Linked DNA regions of Homo sapiens: regions 1 and 2 are each linked to region 3. Evidence: chromatin loops called from intact Hi-C (ENCODE). Cell type or tissue: Caco-2. All regions are shown on one strand. Each heading gives the region's core, and the rest is flanking DNA. Links, peaks and the distances in the headings are about the cores only. Region 1 overlaps LOC107986455 (a long non-coding RNA gene). Region 2 overlaps LOC107986455 (a long non-coding RNA gene). Region 3 has its middle 78 kb from the start of SPRY4-IT1.

Region 1 (7,258 bases), core at 2,294-4,793, 70 kb before region 3:
GTCCCAGCTACTCAGGATGCTGAAGCAGAAGAATGGCCTGAACCCGGCAGGCAGAGCTTGCAGTGAGCCGAGATTGTGCCACTGCACTCCAGCCTGGGCGACAGAGCCAGACTCCGACTCAAAAAAAAAAAAAAAAGAAAAAGAAAAATTTTTCTAAATCTCCATTGTTAAGAGATCACTGTGAGGTAGGGTAGGGAGTGTGGGGAAAGATTGGGGCCCCCAGGTTTGAAGATCAGCTTGGTCTTGCCTGTGTGCATGTATCTGATAAAATGCAGGAAAAGTTTGTCTCTTCCCCACCCTCACTTCCACCCACTGTGAGGCTTGCTCATGTCCAGATTGGGCTCAGGATGGCAGTTGTGGATGCTCAGAGCACAAAAGGCTTCTTGTTTGCCCAAGGGCCTATCAGTGTTTAAATAGAACTGGCGGAAGCACAAGCACACCGTATCAGCAGCTTATCAGGGACCATGGTTTTCCACGTACATTTGCTAGGCACTTCAGTTTACCCAACTCCATCAGCACTGAGTTAAATTGCAAGGTTGGGCTGTACTACGCTGAGCCAGGGCAGGGAGAACAAGCCAGTTACTGGGGATGAGGGTGTCGGGGGGGCCCTCAAGACCTTATTTGCATTCTGCCCACATAGAGAATAAAGCTGTGATAGCCTGTGTACTAAGAGGCACCCAAAGAGAACCAGTCAGTCTTAGGAATGCACCCGGAAGGTGGGATGAGTCCAGGCCTCCCTATGGTGGAAGTAGTTGGAGATACCTCTTGTTACCCTGGTTTTCCATCTTAGTTTACCAGGTGTATAGTCAGTGCGGGTTATGGTTAAAGGAGGTGTCAATTGGGGGCCTGTTAATGTCTTAAAATTGTATGCAATTTTGGGGTTTGCAAATGCGTCTGCGTGCATATTTCTCTGGCAGCTGACCTATGAATCAAAGGACTAAATGTTCTTGTACTATTCGGGCTGCATCTTCTTTGAGGGTAATCTTCAGGGCAGATACATGGGTAGCCTACTTTAGAAATGAGGCCTTTGCAATTATAATCACTCCTACTTTCTAAGCACTTGCTATATGCCAGGTGCTGTGCTAAATGCTTTATAAATGTTATCACATTTAATTCTCAGAAAATCTTATGAGATAGGAATTTTTATTTCTAAAAGAGTTATAATTTGCCCATGATCACAGAGCTAAGTAAATGATAGAGCTATGATCGGAACTTCAACTTTCTGATTCCATGTCTGTTAGCACTGTGGAAGGCTGTCTTTGGCATTTTAATATACTTATCAAGTGTTTCATATACATTGGTTAATTTGTCCAACTGCCACAGAGTGGGATGGGTGGCTCTTTTTCCTAAACTGTAGCCATCTTTTCCCCAAAGTGTAGCCTTCATGAATTTTGCCCTATTTATATATCACCTATGCTATTAAGTTACCTACCATTTAAAATTTTTAATTAAATGTGTTATTTCTTACCCTCATTCCTAAATAATAGCCATGGAAAAACCATTGATGTGCTAATTTTTTTCTTGAATCCACACTAAAATAACTACATAACCATTAAAATGAAAAATGCATTAGCCAGGTGTGGTGGTGCGTGCCTGTAGCCTCAGCTACTCGGGTGGCAGAGGAGAAGAATCGCTTGAACCTGGAAGGCGGAGGTTGCAGTGAGCCGAGATTTGCACCGCTGTACTCCAGCCTGGGCAACAGAGGGAGACTTCATCTCAAAAAAAAAAAAAAAAAAAGCTATGTTTTAATACTACTTAATATCATGTAGAGTGCCATCAGTGTATTGGTGCCATGCTTTAAAAAACCCTAATATGTGATTTAAAGACTACATGTCTATATTGCAGCAGAATTGTGGGTAAACTAAAATACCCCCTCATGCCACCCACCCCAGACAGCCCTTCTGGCACAGGGACAGGCTAGGGTCATGGAGAGTGGTGCTAAGAGCATCAGAGAGGAGGCTGGGTTTGACTCCAGGGAAGGCACTCTTATGGTGGAGGCCATGCCCTGTATCTTTCAGGACCTGTTTTAGTTGCTCTAATGAGGCAATGATGCCAAGAAAAAGAATGTTGCTTAGCCCTCCTTGAGGGGGTTGAAGGATTCCAGCGACTGGGGCAAGAATCTGTGTTCTGTGTGCTCTTGCTGAAAGGATATTGCTGGGATATTGAGGGTTGTGGATGAAGTAACCTTCCAGGGGCAGAATTGTGCAGTAAGGTCCCTCAGCCTAGGATGAAAAAGGCCTCTAACGAAAAGCCCACTTGTTCATGTTTCCGTTTTAACTAAATGTTCCTCTCTAAATTCCATACCCTCTGGGGCATAAGCTGAAGGAAAATTTGGAATCTTATTATCTGAAATTGTACGTGCATTTGACCTATATTGCTATGTCTTTAATAAAAGCATCTGAGGAATAGTTCCTAATTTATTGACTCTCGGTTACTCCAAAATATGCCAAGACCCTCAGTAACGAAGCATCCTCATTATCCTCCCCAATAAAATTGCATTTTACATATTAAACTTTTTAATCTTGGACCTTAACCAACTTTATAATTTGACAATCCCTCTAACCAGCAAGTTAGATAAAGAAGAGCAACATACTCATGCTCTGGAGAATGTAATCCTGGAGTCTGTCTTCTTTCACTTGCCTGGGTAAATCAGAGAGGGGGAAAGGTTATTTTTGAGCACCAGCTGTAGTAGGATCTCTCTGATTAGGGCCACCTGTATCAGAAAAGTGACATTTGTCTGCTGCGCAGCTGAGCTGGTGTCTTGATAGTCCCAGAGACAGCTATTGCCTCCCTATAGTCTGTTACTATTTCACTAAGAAAAAAAAAAGAAAAGAAAAAGGAAAAAAAAGGCTGCTTTTGGACTGGGCTGGGTGGGCTGGGCTGGGCATTTAGCATTCCGACTGTCCTCATCCTTGTGTTCAGCAGTGGCTGACCCGTGACACTCTTCTGGGGACTGCAATAGTGTGGTCCAGAAAACAAAATTCTGATGCAGTTCTAATCTTCCTCTATTGTCAGGTGCAGTTCTAATCTTCCTCTATTGTCAGGAATGACAATATGACACGGCCTGGCCAAGAACTCCCAGATATGGTGGTTTTAACTCCCAGATACGTGGCCGGGCATGGTGGCTCACGCCTGTAATCCCAGCACTTTGAGAGGCCAAGGCAGGTGGATCACCTGAGGTTGGGAGTTCAATACCAGCCTGACCAACATGGAGAAACCCCATCTCTACTAAAAATACAAAATTAGCCAGGTGTGATGGCACATGCCTGTAATCCCAGCAACTCAGGAGGCTGAGGCAGGAGAATTGCTTGAAGCTGGGAGGCAGAGGTTGCAGTGAGCCAAGATTGCGCCATTGCACTCCAGCCTGGGTAACAAGAGAGAAACTCCGTCTCAAAAAAAAAAAAAAAAAAAAAAAAGTCTCTCACCAGCTTTCAACTTCATATCTCATTCTCCACAGCAGCCCCTCCTCCCCACAGGGGTTGTGGCTGGAGTTTACAGGAACATCAGGCACAAATGGAATGCTGCCAGTCGCAGGAGATTCCTAGGGAGATAAAAAGCACATCTTTGACCACTTCTTTACCAAACAGACCCAACATGTGTAATTAAAGGCCCTGGGACTCTGCTGGAAATAGGTTTAAACTTGAGGTAATCCCTTCTGGCACTTCCTCTTCCTAATAACCATCAACAAAAATCAAACAAATCCACCTGGCTCCAGTCGGTAAGTCTGCAACCAGCAAAGGTCACAGGAGGAGTGATAAGAGAAGAAAGCGGCCACAAACAGAGTTACTGGAAACACATGTCGTGATGTGTTAGAGAACGACTGCTGCCAGGACCATCCTGGCCCTGAGAAGGGCCCGCTCTGCTGTCTGGAAACTCATTCTCTTCCTCGGAGAAAGGATGCCAGCACGACATGGGAGGGGAAGCATGACTTCGGGGAGCTCATTGGTGCAGCGTGCCTTGGTCTTTCTCTCTGTGAGATGTGACTCAAGCCAAAGAAGACGTGAGGGGAGAGGCAAGCTTTAATGTTCTTCTAGAGTTAATTCCCCCCATCTCTAAAAGTAATGCATGGCCATTATTGAAAATACTGACAGGCAAAATGAATAAAATAATTATCCCTAACTCCACCATGCACTGATTACCCCTGTGAACATTTTGGTGTATCTACTTCTAGTCTGTTTTCAGTGCCTGCATATGTATACAGGTAGAAAATAGATAAACACACATGCAGGGGAAATTTTTTTTTTTAACTTTTAAATTGCATTTCACTGTCTCATTAGTCAATTTGGGCTGCCATAACAAAATACCACAGACTAGGTGCCTTAAGCAACAGAAAGTTATTTTCTCACAGTTCTGGAGGCTGAGAAGTCCAAGATCAAGGTGCCAGCTGATTTGGCTCCTGGTGAGGCCTCTCTTCCTGGCTTGCAGATGGCGGCCTTCTCACATGGCAGAGAGAGAGCTCTGATGTGTCTTCCTCTCCTTATAAGGGCACTAACCCTATGGGATTAGGATCCCAGCTCGTTTAACCTTTATCACCTTCTCACAGGCCCTGCCTCCAATTACAGTCATGTTGAGGGGGCCTGGGCTTCAACACATGAATTTGGGGGGATGCAATTCAGTCCAGAGCACCTGTGCAAACTCTTTTGACTCTGCTTTTTGTTTCACTCCTCTTGTCTTGAACATCTTTTTTCATAGTCTCTAGTCAGATTGTTTTAAGTGGCTGAGTCATATTCCATCACCTGACCGTACCATCATTTAATAATCTGTGATTAATGTCCCCTCCCCTCCCCATCAAGTTATGTTGTGGAAATATCTTGATTATTGCGGCAAGCAGGTTTTTAGCTGAAAGGGCAGATGTCAGCTGGTTTGAGCCTGCCTAGGTGAGCTCAACAGCTTTCAATGGGGAGAAGACTTCGAGTTTCTAGGTGACAGCTGAATCCTCACTGGGTGAATCCTTACTGGTGGCCCATGCCCGAGGCACCTTGAGGACAACATGGAAAGCAACCCAGGAGTAAGGGCGAATTAGGTTTCTCTCTGGTGCTGAGAAGATGTTGGCTGTGGAAGCAGAGGAAGTGAATCAGGATCATATGGCTGTGGAGTGGCAGTTTGCTGAGGGCAGTGAAGTACAGACAGAAGGACAGTTTTAAACAACAGGAAGTCTTCATTCCCTTCCTGGGTGTCTTTGGTCATCTGGGCCCTGATGGTGGAGCCATGCCAGATAGAGGAATTATGATGCTAAAATCTAGTAGGATTACTGGTGAACTTGGCCCTAGGGTTCAGCAGGCTACCTAACATTTGTTCCCTCCATGTGTTCTCCATCTGTGATGTTTGTAGCAGGGAATTGCAATTAGGGAAAGCTATAAAGTCAGGACAAACAGAAGAAACTTAGCAGTGAGCATGAAGTGAGCGCCTCCTAGGTGTGAGGCTGGTACCTGTTACCATCTCCATTTTCCAGCGGGGGTCCCCATGTGTAGGAATGTTGAGTCACTTGCTCAGGGCCGTACAGCTGAGCCAGGTAGAGCTGGGGTTCCATCCCATGTTTAACCACAGAACCTGCCCCAAACCATTGTGCAATACTGCCGCATTCTGAAGCATGTGTAAAAGCTTTCCAGTTGGGCAGGTCTGTATATAAGACTCAGTTAAAGTTAAAAGATAAAATAAGGTCATTGTTAAAAAAAAAAAGCCACTATTTAGTGGTATTTAGTCAACTATCTTTGCCAAAAGCTGGTGGGGGTGAGGGAACGTGTGAGAGCAGGTCCTGGAAACATCCTTGATCATTGTCAGAATAGTTTTGTATGAATTCATACAATAAAAAATAGAACTAATGGGGTACATTAAGTATTTGTCTCTTGGGGTAAGACACAACTTCGAAAGTTTATTATTTTGAACTGACTTTCTCAGTTTGAATGTCTTGAATGAATATTGTAGGGAAGAAAAGGGATAAGGAAAGAAAAGGGATATATATTCCTCACCTATCTCAAGGTTTATGGCCAACACCCTTATAACAAAAGACAGATTAACAATAGAAAAACAACGAATGTGTTTAACCAAAGTTTTGCGTGATGCAGGAGCATTCAAATATGAAGACCCTGCCGGGTGCAGTGGCTCACACCTGTAATCCTAGCACTTTGGGAGGCTGAGGCAAGCAGATCACCTGAGGTCGGGAGTTTGAGACCAGCCTGACCAACATGGAAAACCCCGTATCTACTAAAAATACAAAATTAGCCGGGCGTGGTGGCGGGTGCCTGTAGTCCCAGCTACTCAGGAGGCTGAGGCAGGAGAATCGCTTGAACCGGGAGGTGGAGGTTGCAGTGAGCCAAGATTGCACCATTCTAGCCTGGGCAACAAGAGTGAAACTCCATCTCATAAAAAAAAAAAAAAGAAAGAAATGAAGACCCGACCCAGGGAAAACTGTATTTTTATTTTATTTCATTATGTTTTATTTTATTTTTGAGATGGATTCTCTCTGTCGCCCAGTCTGGCATGATCTTGGCTCACTGCAACCTCCACCTCCGGGGTTGAAGCCATTCTCCTGCCTCAGCCTTCCAAGTAGCCAGGGCTACAGCATGCACCACCACACGCAGCTAAGTTTTGTATTTTTCATAGAGATGGGGCTTCACTTTGAGACCAGGCTGGTCTCAAACTCCTGATTTCAAGTGATACACCTGCCTTGACCTCCCAAAATGCTGGGATTACAGGTGTGAGCCACCGCACCTGACTGAAAACTGTATTTTTATGGACAGTTGTGCAGAAATATGATTGGAGGTCAAAAGGGTATGATCTAAAGGTAACAAACTAGCCTGTTTGTTCAGATTTCTCTTGGCCTCTCTGTGTAATAGTCCTTTCTTCCAGGTATAGGGCAGAACACTTGTCAAATAAGGCTCTTCAAGAGAAAAGGTCAGAGGCCAGGCGAGGTGGCTCATGCCTGTAATCCCAGCACTTTGGGAGGCTGAGGCGGGCAGATCATGAGGTCAGGAGATCGAGACCATCCTGGCTAACATGGTGAAACCCCGTCTCTACTAAAAATACAAAGAATTACCGGGCATGGTTGTGGGTGCCTGTAGTCCCAGCTACTTGGGAGGCTGAGGCAGGAGAATGGCCTGAACCCAGGAGGCGGAGCTTGCAGTGAGCCAAGATCGCACCACTGCACTCCAGCCTGGGGCAACGGGGCAAGACTCAGTCTCAGAAAAAAAAAAAAAGAGAGAGAAAAGGTCAGAAAGACTTCTGCTTCTGAGATTTTCTCAATTTCTTTCAGTTTAAA
Region 2 (7,258 bases), core at 2,236-4,735, 53 kb before region 3:
GGCAGGGAAAGGGTTCGGGTGGGGTGGGGCGTTAGCTCCTGTTTTAGAGCTCTGGTTGTCTTTTTCTGTAGGGCGTGGGCTGGTTTCCCTAAAGGACAACTGCTGGACTCGTCCATCCAGGATGTCACATTTCACTCTCAGCTGACACAGTGATGGTGGTGGGGGGGAGTGGCGAATCCGTTCAAGGAAAAGGCAACTACTTACTTTCCCTACCCTATCCCCACACTTTGAAATCAGTATCTACAGGAGATAGTTTATCCCCTTATATTTATTTAGAGGAAAGATTTTCCTCAAACATGGTCAGAAGAAGACTAAAGAATAATAATGAAACTAATTTAATGGCCAGGTAGTAGCCATCATTTTGGAGAATTTATAATGTTCTAAGCAAATAGGTGCTTTTCATACATATCTCATTTAATCCTAACAACAATCTTGTCAAGTTCATGCTATCATTTCCATTTCACAGACAAGGAAAATTGAAACCAAGAGGATGGGTAAGTCCATGGTTACATAGTTGGTGAACAGAAAAGCTGGGAGTCTAACCTGTCTCTCTCAGGCTTCAGAGGGCATGGCCTCCACACCAGCACTCTCCTGGTGGAGGGGTTGATGCTGCCACGAGAGTCTCTTCTCCCCTTGATTTTTTCTCTTCTCTTCTCTTCCTTTCTTCCTCCTATCCCCTCCACCCATTTCTTAATGATTCTTTAATTAACCAAGCAAGGTTAGAAAACTTTGATGAGCTTCCTCTAGCAGTGGGGCCGTTTATCTTTTTTTCTTTTTTTTTTTTTTTTGAGGCAGAGTTTCGCTCTTGCTGCCCAGGCTGGAGGGCAATGGCGCAATCTCAGGTCACTTCAACCTCCACCTCCCGGGTTCAAGTGATTCTCCTGCCTCAGCCTCCCGAGTAGCTGGGATTACAGGCATGCGTCGCCACGCCCCGCTGATTTTGTATTTTTAGTAGAGATGGGGTTTCACCATGTTGGCCAGGCTGGTCTCAAACTCCTGGCCTCAGGTGATCCATTCGCCTCGGCCTTCCAAAGTGCTGGGATTACAGGCGTGAGCCACCACTCCCGGCAGGGGCCATTTATCTTTTTTTTATTTTTTTGAGACAGAGTCTTGCCCTGTTGCCCAGACTGGAGTGCAGTGGCACAACCTTGGCTCACTGCAACCTCTGCCTCCTGGGTTCAAGCAATTCTCCTGCCGCAGCCTCCCAAGTAGCTGGGACTGCAGGCACCCACCACCATGCCCAGCTAATTTTTGTAGAGTGGGGCCATTTATAATGAGGCACCGCCCTGGAGCTGCAAGGGTTAACTCTGGCCTGGTGTTCAGAGCCGAGTGCCTTGGCCTTGGGAGGCAGCTATGAGTCCTCCTTTCTAATTAAAAATCGTCACCACTGGCTTTCATCCCATGCTAACGAGAAGAGTGTATGTGAGTTTGTGCGCAGTGTGTGCATGGGTCTTTATCTCTACTTCCTGTTTCATATTTAATTTGACAATTTTTTCCAGTTTGTGGATGTGGAACACGTGTAAGGTTGGGAGCATCGTCTGTTAGTAATCATTACCGCATTTTGGGGCTGGCTTGCTCCCACTGAGCCTGACCAAAGTCTTGTGGATTATGATCTTCCCGCCTCCTGAAATTGCTTTGTCCTGATCACCCTGGTTCCTGAAGGGACTGCCTTCAGGGCAGCAGTTTTGCCTTGGAAACTTTTCCAGAAGTGCTGGGATGATTCTTGTGTGTCAGGGAGAGGGGAGGTGGTACAGAAGCCCGATTTGGTAGATAAAGAACTGCAAGCTCTGGAAAACACAGCCTCCCACACCCTCCACAGTAGTTGTTTGGATTGGGGTGAACCGTAGCTCCAGCCTTTGGGTCATCCTTCATCCAGGCTGGATGAGGACATGGTTAGTCTGTGTTCACTTCTGCCTTTTCTCCAAAGTCTGGGGCCCAAACCCATCTGGACTGGACTCTCAGACCCAGCCTGCCCCCTGCTCAGCAGCATGGTCTTGCAGACCCCTGTTGTGGAGTATAGGGCCTGAGCATAGCCTCAGAGTGAGACCTCATGAGAACATGATGGGCACTGGGGGGTTGGAGAAGCTTCACCTTCTCAGCCTATCTGTGGGTATAAGGCAGTGGAAATCCTGTTGGCCGTAAGGGTCCTAGGGACCCTATCCTCATGTCACCAGTCTAAGTGGGGATTCAGAGCTGCTATCCAGGTGCCTGCTGCAAATGCCCTAGTCCTCCCACAGTGGTAACCGTTCTTACCCTACTAACTATTGAGCCTTAGAAACACTTCCTGGGTGTTTCTGAGCCACTGAGATTTTTTTTATCATCAGACTGATTGCTAAGGATTATCTCATGTATTGAATGGGAGCAAATCAGTTGTAGAATAAGAGCTGGAAGAAATTTACCAATCGGTCTGACCTGGGAAGTACTGTATCTGGGAAGTACTGTTCCAAGACTGAGAAGTCTTGGAACTGCTGAAATACAGTGCACAATTCTGTGTGGTGTGCATCTTTCCAGGGAGAGGGTCCATGGCCTTCATGAGCTTCCCAAATTGTCTGGGACTTCTCCAAAAAGTTAAGAATCACTGGTACAATCACCCCTTCACCCCACCGAAGAGTGCTATAGAATGGGTCCCAATGAACAGGGTTGGGGGAGGTTCAGAGGGGGTGAAGTACTCATAGACTTGTGTAAATGGTTCTAGGTCTCATACTTTCAGGTGATGAGAGTGGGTGGGGGAGGATTGAGAGAGATAAATCCTTTGTATTTCTTTGCAGTAAATCGTTTATATTTCTTTGCATCAACTTTTGGTGATGAGAGTGGGTGGGGGAGGACTGGGTAGAAATAAATAGTTTGTGTTTCTTTGCAGACAAGGATAATCCATTTTTATTATTTGCTCTTAGCTTTGTGGATGTACATTAAAGAGTCTGAAGTATAAAGAATTATAACCATCCCAGACTCCCTGACTTTGAATAATCCATTATAAAAGTACAGTTCCTTTTATCACAATATTCTTATCTTCTGTTTGTTTCTGAGCTAAAAAGAAATGCCCTAAGCTACACCCCAGCTGCAGAGTTTCTAGACCAAAGGCTACTGTTTTTTTCCTGCAGGAACCCTGGGGTGTTTGGGGGTTAAAAGGCCTGGGCCAGCCATGTGTGTTTAAAAAACAAGGCTGACTCCAAAGCTGGTGGCTCCAGCCTGACTCCATCCTGCTGTTAATGGAGGACAGAGGACCACTTACAGCTTCCTCTTCACCCCATAACAAATAACCCGGCGCTCCCCCAGGCCTTCCTGCACCCCCACCCGCACCGCCCTCCCGGTGGTGGCAGCAGCAAGCGCATGTTCTGAATCTGGTTTCTCGGCAGGCCCTGTGGTCAGCCCCGACAAGCTGTCTGAGACCCAGCTCCTTTCAGAGATAAGGCCCAAACTAACCACATTAGCAGGGTGCTTGGCCTGTTTGCCTTGCCTCTGTCTTCTGTTTGGACACTCCAGAACCTCTTGCGCAGGGTGGAGGCCTTTGCCCTACAGAGTGTGGTCCAGCTTTGAGCAGAGGCTCCTCTGGTGCCTCCTCTGGGAAGTCCTCCCTGACTGCTCTAGCCCAGGTGATGGCTCTTTGTTGCATTCATTTAGCAAATATTTGTCATGCACCTTTTAAAAATTCTTTATCACAGCTTGTACAAACACAGCTTAGCATATCAGCACCGTCACTCCCATTTACTCATTGTGCACCCAGCTTGGCACTAAGCATCTGACAGAAAATATTTTATTGACTCAGCACGAGAGTCCTGTGAAATTGGCATCATCAGCATCCCATTTTACAGACAGGAAAATTGAGGCATTTTTATGTTTTGTTCTCTTTCCTTTTCCTCCCTCCCTCCCTTCCTTCCTCCCTTTCTTCCTCCCTCCCTCTCTTCCTTCCTTTCTTTTTGACAGGGTCTTGCTCTCTTACCCAGGCTGGAGTGCAGCGGCATGATCACAGCTCACTGCAACCTCAACCTCCAGAGCTCAGGTGAACCTCCCACCTCAGTCTCCTGAGTAGCTGGGACTACATGTCTGGCCACTGCATCTGGCAGTATTTCTTTTTCTTAGCTTTTATTATCCTCTGTGGTTACATCATGTGTTTATCTGGTTACTTGTTTCATATCTGGCTCAAGTATTATATCATGAGCTCCATGGGGCAGGGATTTCCCTCCCAAGGTGGTGGGGACCTGGCATGAGCAGTACCTGTCACCTGGGAGGTACTTAGTAGATGCTTGCTCAATGGCTAAGACACAGGAGGCTGTCACTAGTCCACAGCTTCATACCTGGTCAGCAGTGAAGCTGGGATTTGAACCCAGGTCCCTGTGTGCAGTCATTGCATCCAGTAGTTTCTGTCCATGTGTGAGTTCTTGTCCCCGGCCAGACCATCAGCTCCTTCAGGCCGGCCCAGGTCTTACCTGAAAGGGCACCAGGGCTTTGAAGTGGGGTCCACCTGGATTAAAACACTGGTTCCGCCACTCAGTTGGGTGACACTTGGAACATTCCCTATCCATTCTAAACCCACATGGGCGCATTTCTAAAACTGGAAAAATAATGCCTAGTTGTTGTGAGAACTGGAAATAGTATGTGGGGTGCCTGGTTTTATCATAGGTGCTCAGTGAAAGGACAGCTAACATGAGACCGGACTCAACCTAACTTCTCAGGAAGCCAGGGGACTGGGTTAAAAAAGCTTGGAAATCTGTCCTCTTTTATTAGATTATAAAACTATAAAACATGAGTACATGCTCATTGGAAGAAGAAGAAGAAGGAGAAGAAGAAGGAAAGGAGGGAAGGAAGGAAGGAAGGAAGGAAAGAGAAGGGAAGGGAAGGAAGGGAAGGAAGGAAGGAAGAAAGGAAGGAAAGAAGGCCGGCCACAGTGGCTCAAGCCTGTAATCCCAGCACTTTGGGAGGCCGAGGTGAGCGGATCACAAGGTCAGGAGTTCGAGACCAGCCTGGCCAACATGGTGAAACCTTGTCTCTACTAAAAATACAAAAATTAGCTGGGCTTGGTGGCGGATGCCTATAGTTCCAGCTACTCGGGAGGCTGAGGCAGGAGAATCACTTGAATCCGGGAGGCAGAGGTTGCAGTGAGCCGAGACTGCACCACTACACTCCAGCCTGGGCAACAGAGCAAGACTCCGTCAAAAAAAAGGAAGGAAGGAAGGAGAAGAAGAAGGAGGAGGAAGAGGAAGAAGAAGAGGAGGAGGAGGAAGAAGCAGCAGAAGAAATTAAACTGTATAGAAATCAAAAGTGAAAGTTTGTATACGCTTTTTTGCCCCAAATCCATTTTTTCCCCCAATAAGTAAATACTGTTGATGGTTTGGTGTATATCTTTTTGATAGTTTTAAATGTGTTTACCCAAATCACATATTTTTTACATAGCAAAATCATACTAGGCATATGGTTTTAAAAATTGCTTTTTTTGGCCGGGTGCGGTGGCTCACACCTGTAAAGCACTTTGGGAGCCAAGGAGGGCAGATCATGAGATCAAGAGATTGAGACCATCCTGGCCAACATGGTGAAACCCCATCGATACTAAAAAATACAAAAATTAGCTAGGTGTGGTGGCGTGTGCCTGTAGTCCCAGCTACTAGAGGCTGAGGCGGGAGAATCGCTTGAACCCGGGAGGCAGAGGTTGCAGTGAGCGAGATTGCGCCACTGCGCTCCAGCCTGGTGACAGAGCGAGACTCCGTCTCAAAAAACAAACAAAAAATTGTTTTTTTCATTAACCTATCTTGGGGGCCTTCCTCTGTCACTTCATTCAGATTCACAGCAATCTTCTTAATGGCTGTGCAGCATTTCTGGTATGGCTGGACTATAATTTATGCAACCATTCTCCTACTGATGGCTTTTTGCTTCCAATTTTTTCTCTATTTCATACAAGATGACAATGAATATTGTTTCTGTTATCTATTCCTAAGTAACAAATCCCTCGAAATTAAATGGCTTAAAACAATAATTCATTATTCCCCATGTTTCTGTAGGTGGACTAAGTGGTGGCTCTGCCTCCTGTGGTGCTGGACAGGGAGGGTCCGAACGTTCTCACTGGTGGGGCTGGTAGTTGGTGCTGGCTGGTGCTGGGCTGGGGCTATCCCCAGGAGCGCCTTTGGCTTCCCTCTTACTGGTCTCTCCATGTGGCTTGAGTTTCTCGCAGCATGGGTCCGGGTTCCAGAATGTCACTGCTGCCATACTCTATTGATCAAAGTCAGTCACAAGGCAAGCCCAGATTCAAAGGGGGTGGGAGCCAAGCTCTGCCTCTTGATGTGGGGTGCAGCATGTGTGCATGTGCGGGGAGAGGAAGACCTGCAGGGGGCCGTGTACTAATAATACGCACTCTCCTCAACATGATACAAGAGCACTTATTTCTCCATACCCTCACCAGGGTTGGATGTTATCCATTGTTTTCATCATAGTCCATCTCGTGGATGTAAAATTATAACTCGTTTTTAGTTTTAGAGGTGCTGAGCATCTTTTTATGTGTTTCACTTTAAAAAAATTTTTTTGAGACAGGGTCTCGTTCTGTCACCCAGGCTGGAGTGCAGTGGCACCATCATAGCTCATTGTAGCCTCGAACTCCTGGACTCAAGTGATCTTTCTGCTTTAGCTTCCTGAGTAACTGAGACCACAGGTGTGCACCCCCTCCACACACACACACACACACACACACACACACACACAATTTTAAGAGATGGGATCGTGCTATGTTGGCCAGTATGTTCTGAGAGTTCAATTTGGGAATAAGTCCATGAATTTCCTATACCATCAAAGAAACAGAATGGTAGTTTGGAGCTCAGAGGGGAGGAAATATCCCATATGAGGACTCTGATTCAGGGTTTCATCAGCTAGCTCTGCTGCCTGCGAACTGACTTTGAGAGAGAGTTTCAAAGTGTTGACAAGCAGATTATTAACCCTGTGTTATCTTCAGGCTCATTCCTTACTTATAAGGGCCTGTGCTTTCAGAGGACTCTGTGATTCCCAGTAAGAGAATGTCCTGCTCTTCAGTGAAATTGTGAGGCAGCTCTGAACTCTAAGCCCTGGGGCTGGGCAAAAAATGCCCTTTTAGTGGGAGGGAGTGGGCTACCAGTAGTAAGATGGCGGGTAAACCTCCGTTAAATGGCCTACTATTAACGTACATTTCAGGCTTTTTCCCTCTGCTATTCCCACGTTCCCAAGAGAAGAAAGGTAACAGAATATAGGCCATGGTAACTTTGATGGAATAGTCCAGGGTTTAATTCAAAGATGCTCACTG
Region 3 (7,258 bases), core at 1,525-4,024:
CCTCTGTAGGGATCTGCAGTGCAAATCACATTGCTGCTCAGCATTCCGACTGCTGGATTAGGAGCCAGCTTTGTTGGGTTTGCTAAATTGGTTACGACTTATGGGTCTGCTTTTTGTTGTTGTTGTTGGGTTTTTGTTGGTTTATGTTGTTTTCCTTATTTTTTGGCTGCTGTCTCTTCCCCTGTTCACTTTGTCCTTCTAGGTTTTTGTCTTTTTTTTTTTTTGAGACAGTTTCGCTCTTGTTGCCCAGGGTGGAGTGCAATGGTGCAATCTCAGCTCACTGCAACCTCCACCTCCCGGGTTCAAGCAATTCTCCTGCCTGAGCCTCCAGAGTATCTGGGATTACAGGCATGTGCCACCACGCCTGGCTAATTTTGTATTTTGGTAGAGATGGGGTTTATCCATGTTGGTTAGGCTGGTCTCGAACTTCTGACCTCAGGTGATCCGCCTGCCTCGGCCTCTCAAAGTACTGGGATTACAGGCGTGAGCCACTGTGCCTGGCCTGGGTTTTTTGTTTTTTTTTTTAATTCCCTTCATCTTACTCTAGCGGGCTTTTGGAATGCATGTGTTCAAACTCCCACCTTTGAACTGTTTTCATGTATCAATCCTGGAAAGGTTTAAGACTTTGAGTAACAGAAAATGTTGTAAGTCATGGCCCTTAAACACATTTTTGGATTTAAAAATTAATTTTGCAAATAAATCATTGTGTGTTCTCTCTTGTCTCCACTCCCATTACCTTTCCCTAAAATGTGTTACTTCGTTATGGAACCCAGAGCCTCACACTGTACCAGAGCTTGGTGCATACGTGTTAGATGACTGATTGACAGGCTGACTCACAATCTAACTAGCCCGTATCTTATGGGATCTTTCATCTAAGAAGAGACACAGCATACTATACCATGCATGTTAATTTCCATAGCCTATACTTGCTTTGTTAATTTTCATTACAAACTATATTGAAGATATCAAAAAGCATATTAAATGCAAGATATAGAATGTAAAGAGGAATAATACAAGAACTACCACGGCACCCAGTAGCCAGCTTAAACACTGCAGCCTTACAAGCCCCGAGTGCCTCTTTCTGAGCACATGTCCCTCCTTCCCAGAAGCACCCACTGTTTTGTGTTGATAAATCACCTGCTTTCTTTATAGTTTTACCATTTGTGCATGCAAATCTAAACAATACATTGTATCCTTTTACTCATTTTTGAAATGTATACATGGAATCATACACTGTAGTTTTCTCTGATTTGCTTCTTTCACTCAACATTGGTTTCGAGGCCCATCCTAACTGATCTACATAGCTGCAGTTCATTCATTCTGCTAAAATATTCCATTATAAATAGCACCACAATTTATTCATGTATTCCACTGTTGATGGACATTAGAGTTGTTTCATTTTTTTACTATCCTGAGCAACAGGCCTGGGACTAGGGTGAGGAAGAGGGAAGTCACACTAGTTTCCTAGTGCTGCCATAACAAATTATTGCTAACTTGGTGTCTTAAAACAACAGAAATTTTTCTTCTCGCAGTTCTGGATGCCAGGAGTCTGTAATCAAGGTGTTGGCAGGGCCATACTCCTTCAAAGGCTCTAGCAGAGACTCTTTCCTTGCCTCTTCTAGCTTCTGGTGGCTCCAAGTGTCCTTGGCCCATGGCTTATGATTGCATGACTACAACCTCGGCCTTGGCCTTCACATGGCCTTCCCCTCTTCTCCCTGTGTCCCTCTTCTGTGTGTCTCTTCTAAGGACACTTGTCATTGAATATAGGACCCAACCAGTCTATCCAGAATGATTTCAGGCCGGGCGCGGTGGCTTACGCCTGTAATCCCAGCACTTTGGGAGGCCGAGGCGGGTGGATCACGAGGTCAGGAGATCGAGACCATCCTGGCTAACACGGTGAAACCCCGTCTCTACTAAAAATACAAAAAATTAGCCAGGCGTGGTGGCAGGCGCCTGTAGTTCCAGCTACTCGGGAGGCTGAGGCAGGAGAATGGCGTGAACCCAGGAGGCGGAGCTGGCAGTGAGCCGAGATCGCACCACTGCCCTCCAGCCTGGGTGACAGAGTGAGACTCCGTCTCAAAACAAACAAACAAACAAACAAAAAACAGAATGATTTCATCTTCAGATCTTTAACTTCATTACATCTCCAAAAACCCTTTATCCAAATAAGGTCACATGCACAGGTTTTGGGACACAGATGTACTTTTGAAGGGCTATCATTCAGCTTGCTATCAACACTGCGCGTGCAATATTAGAGACCACAACCTACAACAGTCCTGAAGGGGAGTAGGGGAGTACCACCTTAAGTTTTTTGCCCTAGGAGCCGTTCTTCCTCCTTCTGGTCCTGACCCTGCTGAAAAACCCTGCCATGAACATCTGTGCATACCTCCTGGTACCCTTGGGCAGGAGTTTTTCTAGAGTGCATAACATAGGACTGGAATTGCTGGGTAGTAGAACATGTGCATATTTGTCTTTATTAGCTAAGGCGAGGCTCTTTTCCAAAGTGGTTTTACCAGTTTATTCTACTATTAGTGGTGGAGAGCAGTTCTGTTGCTCCACATCCTGTTCTTGTTGCTCCAAGACCTGGCCTTGTCTGGCTTTCTGATTGTAGTCAGTTGGGTAAGTGTGGAAGAGTATCTCCTCAAGGAATTTTTTTTTTTTTTTTTTTTTTTTTTTTGAGACAGGGTCTGTGTCACCCAGGCTGGAATGCAGTAGCATGATCATATAGGTCATTGCACCCTTGAACACCTGGGCACAAGCAATCCTCCTGCTTCAGCCTCCCAAGTAGCTGGGACTATAGGAGCGTGTTACTGCAGCTGGATAGTTTGTTTTATTTTTTGTAGAAATGGGGTCTCACTATGTTGCCCAGGTTGGTCTCAAACTCCTGGCCTCAAACCGTCCTCCTAGCTGGGCCTCCCAAAGTGCTGGGATTACAGGCATGAGGCATCACACCTGGCTTCATCAAGGTTTTAATTTGTATTTCTCTGATTACTAATGAGGTTAAGTATATTTTCACATGCTAATGAGCCACTTGTATTTCCTCCCCTTTGAAAGGCTTTTTCAAGGCTTTTGCTCATGTTTATAATTTATTTTTGCTTTTTCTTTTTGGTTTGTAGGAATACTTTATATATTCTCCATACTAATCCTTTGTTATTTAAATATGTCCCAAATATCCTTTCCCAATAAGTTATCTCTTTCCCAATAAGTTATCTCTTTTTTTGTTTTTTTTTTTTTTTGAGATGGAGTCTCACTCTGTCACCCAGGCTGGAGTGCAATGGTGTGGTCTCGGCTCACTGCAACCTCCACCTCCAGGGTTCAAGCGATTCTCCTGCCTCAGCCTCCCGAATAGCTGGGACTACAGGCACGTGCCACCACACCCGGCTAATTTTTGTATTTTTAGTAGAGACGGGGTTTTCCTATGTTGGCCAGGCTGGTCTCGAACTCCTGACCTGGTGATCCGGCCGCCTTGGCCTCCCAAAGGGATTACAGGCGTGAGCCACCGTACCTGGCCTAAGTTATCTTTTTACTCTCTCTTTTAAAAATGTAGTTGAATTTATCAATTGTTTCCTTTATAGTTTGGGCTTCTGTTCTTGTTTAAAAAATTCTCCCCATTCTTAAGCATATAACAGTATTTCTCTCTGTTGCCTTTTAAAGGTTTTATAGTTTTGCATTTCATATTTAAGTCCTAGAATGGATTTTTTGGTATATAGTATGAGGCAGGGATGCAATTTTGCTTTTTTCTATTTTATTTATTTGTTTATTTATTTATTTGCATTTATTTATTTTTGAGATGAAGTCCTGTTCTATTGCCCAGGCTGGAGTGCAATGGTGGGATCCCGGCTCACTGCAACCTTTGCCTCCTGGGTTCAAGCGATTCTCTTGCCTCAGCCTCTGGAGTGGCTGGGATTACAGGCTCACACCACCATGCCCAGTTAATTTTTTTGTATTTTTAGTAGAGACAGGGTTTCGCCATGTTGGCCAGGCTGGTCTTGAACTCTTGAACTCAGGTGATCCGCCCACCTTGGCCTCCCAAAGTGCTGGGATTACAGGTGTGAGTCACTGAGCTGGCCACTCTTTTCTATTTAATTAACCAAGTGTCTCAGCACCATTTATTAAATAGTCCAGGCTTTACCCAATATCTGAAATGCCCACTGAGTCATAAATCAAGTCTCCATATATACATGGATATTGTTCTAGGTTCTCTGTTCTGGTCCATTGATCTATGTGTCCATCCCTTTCCAATACCACATCATTTTTATTACTACAGTCTCAATGGTAAGTTAAATCATGGTATCTGGTAGGGTAGGTTCCCCTCAATTTACTCTTTTTCATAAGTGCCTTGACATTCTTGGACAGTTGCTCTTCTATATACATTTTTGAAATAGCTTTTCAAGTCTCTTAAAAATGCCTGTTGGGGCTGGGCGCTGTGGCTCACGCCTGTAATCCCAGCACTTTGGGAGGCCGAGGCGGGCGGATCACAAGGTCAGGAGATCGAGACCATCCTGGCTAACACGGTGAAACCCCATCTCTACTAATAATAAAAAAAAAATAGCCAGGCGTGGTGGCAGGGGCCTGTAGTCCCAGCTACTCAGGAGGCTGAGGCAGGAGAATGGCGTGAACCCGGGAGGTGGAGCTTGCAGTGAGCCAAGATCGCGCCACTGCACTCCAGCCTGGGCACAGAGCGAGACTCCATCTCAAAAAAAAAAAAAAAAGCCTGTTGGGATTTTTACAGGTGTTGCGTTAAAGGCAATTGACAGTTATGATATTGAATCTTTTTACCTAAGAACATTGCATTTCTCTTCATTTATTTAGGGCTTTCCCCGCCACCCACCCCCCACCACCCCCGAACCAAGATCTCACTCTGTCACCCAAGCTGGAGTATGGTGGAATGATCATACTCACTGCAGCCTTGAACTCCTGGGTTCAAGTGATCCTCCTCCGTCAACCTCCCAAGTAGCTGGGACTATAGGTACATGTCACCACATCTGGCTAATTGAAAAAAAAAAAAATTTATAGAGATAGGATCTTGCTGTGTTGCCCAGGCTGGTCTCAAACTCCTCAGTGATCCTCCCACTTTTAAAAGTAGCATTTAGAGCTTGATCATTTTTCCATAAAGAGTTCTGGGTGTTTGACCCCTCTAAGCCTCATGTTGAAATTTGATTCTCGATGTTGGAGGTAGGGGCTAATGGGAGGTGTTTGTGTCATGGGGGCAGGTTCCTCATGACTAGATTAATGCCCTCCTTGAGGTGTGGCTGGGGAGTGAATGAGTTCTCACTCATTCACTCTCACTCATTAGTTTCCTCAAGAGCTGGTTGTTAAAAAGAGCCTGGCATCCCCCTCCCCTCTCACACTCTTGCTTCCTCTTTCGACATACGAACTCTGCACACACCAGCTCCTCTTCAACTTCCACCGTAAGTGGAAGCAGTCTGAAGCCCTTACCAGATGCAGATGCCCAATCTTGAACTTTCCAGTCATGAGAATCATGAGCCAAATAAGCCTTTTTTTTAATATATAAATTACCCAGCCCTGGGTATTCCTTTATAGGAATACAAAATGGACTAAGACAGTTTTGTGTATCTTTTATAGATTTATTCCCAAGTCCTTTTTTTTTTTTGAGACAGAGTCTCACTCTGTCACCTAGGCTGGAGTGCAGTGGTACAATCTCAGTTCACTACAACCCCTGCCTCCCAGGTTCATGAAATTCTTGTGCCTCATCCTCCTGAGTAGCTGGGACTACATGTGTACGCCACCATGCCCAGCTGATTTTTTGTATTTTAGTAGTGACAGGGTTTCACCATGTTGGGCTGGTCTCGAACTCCTGAGCTCAGGCAATCCATCCAATTTGGCCTTCCTAAGTACGAGGATTACAGGTGTGAGCCACCGTGCCTGGCCTCTAAGTACTTTTTAAAAAATGGAAATTTATTTTCTCACTGTCTTAAAGGCTGAAAGTCCAAGAACAATATGCCAGGAGGGTTGATTTCTTCTGAGGCTTTCTTCTTGGCTTTCAGATGTCCACCTTATCTCTGTGTCATTATGTAGACTTTTCTCTGTGTGTGGGAATCCTTGGTGTTCATTCCTAGGTGCTTAAAAATGTTTTGGTGCCTATTAGAAATGGGCATCTTTATAAGAAATTTACATTTTGCAACTGATTGTTGCTGATGTATAGAAATTCTATAGAAATGCAAATGATTCTTGTATCCAGCAATCTTGCAGACCTCTCTTATTAATTCAAACGCTGTATCTGCATATTATTTTGGGGTTTCTATGTAGCTAATCCTTCCTCCGCAAATAATGACAGTTTTATTCCACTCATCCTTTCTTGAATGTCTGGAATGTTTAATGAGGCATTGTTCATCCTGCAGGTCCAGTAAGAAAACATTAAGAAACACTGAGTTCAAAATGACAATCTACTCACTTTATATAAATTCATTTTAGTGTTTAAAAAGTCCTAATCCAAATATGTAGCATAAAATGCAAAAATACGTTGGAACAACAGATCTGAACCCATGTTTATGAGATACATAGAATTCCAAGGAGAATTAGGAAACCAACCCCTTGACTTATGTCCTGAGATCCTGAGATGGTATGAGGAGATTCCTCACTATATATGGCAGGTTTTTGGCTACATGGGGTTGCGGGTGATACTTGCTGACAGAATGACTACCTAGTGACTTCCTCTCCCTTCTTCAAGGATGGTGGAAGATAGACATGGGCTTTAGAATCAAACAGCTCACTCTGCATGACCCTGAGCAAGTGAGTGAACCCATCTGAGCCATAGTTTCTTCATCCGCAAAATGGTGATGACAAGCAGACCTATCTTGGAGGGCTTAGGAGAAGATTGAATGTGTTAATGTGTGTAAAGCGTGTAAGGCAGCCTGGTTCCGGCTAAATGTTCCATTAATATTGGAAACCAAGATTTCTCCCAAGTCACAGACCCTTAAATCTGGGCAGGTCCCTGAGTCCTGTGACTCCACAATTCTTCAGCACAGGGATGAGAAATCCTTCAGTCCGGTGGTTTCAAAAAATTATTCAGCAAGAGAAGTTTCTTAAAAAAAAAAATAGGTAATTAAACCCCAATATATATATATATATAAACCCTAGCCATGATATATGCCGTCTCCAATGATATGGGTATGGAGGATCAGGAGCCCATCTCCCCAGCCCCCCTGTGCCTGCCTTCCATGGTGGCTGGTCGCTGGGGCCCCTCTAATGCACACTCTTCCTTCACAGGGTGCCGATTCAGTCCACCTCTTTATAT

Evidence for each region. A loop is a pair of places that touch in the nucleus more often than their neighbours do. Peaks named below come from ENCODE experiments on the same cell type or tissue, not always from the same donor. Only the 100,000 strongest peaks of a DNase experiment are listed, where the experiment ranks them.
Region 1: a loop joins it to region 3, with 2.7 times the contacts of the local background. A loop is called at or near these places in 7 of 110 quality-filtered maps.
Region 2: it touches region 3 in a loop (2.3-fold over the local background); 5 of 110 quality-filtered maps call a loop at or near these places.

The regions. Positions count from the first base shown.
Region 1 is chr5:142,165,972-142,173,229 of GRCh38, forward strand. It overlaps LOC107986455 (a long non-coding RNA gene), which reads right to left. Exons shown (of 3, transcript XR_001742907.3): 2 at 3,426-3,541. LOC124901096 (a long non-coding RNA gene) reads left to right here. Exons shown (of 2, transcript XR_007058978.1): 2 at 1-2,416. Among named protein-coding and RNA genes, the nearest start is that of NDFIP1, 61 kb to the left of the region's middle. In Caco-2, for the core only: no CTCF peak of the experiment used is centred there; a DNase peak (open chromatin) is centred at 3,470.
Region 2 is chr5:142,183,731-142,190,988 of GRCh38, forward strand. The region is part of intron 1 of LOC107986455 (a long non-coding RNA gene); the gene reads right to left. Among named protein-coding and RNA genes, the nearest start is that of NDFIP1, 79 kb to the left of the region's middle. RefSeq lists enhancers at 574-1,470, 1,471-2,366, 3,340-3,869. In Caco-2, for the core only: no CTCF peak of the experiment used is centred there; DNase peaks (open chromatin) are centred at 3,142 and 3,621.
Region 3 is chr5:142,237,084-142,244,341 of GRCh38, forward strand. No RefSeq gene overlaps it. Among named protein-coding and RNA genes, the nearest start is that of SPRY4-IT1, 78 kb to the right of the region's middle. RefSeq lists an enhancer at 1-119. In Caco-2, for the core only: no CTCF peak of the experiment used is centred there; a DNase peak (open chromatin) is centred at 2,578.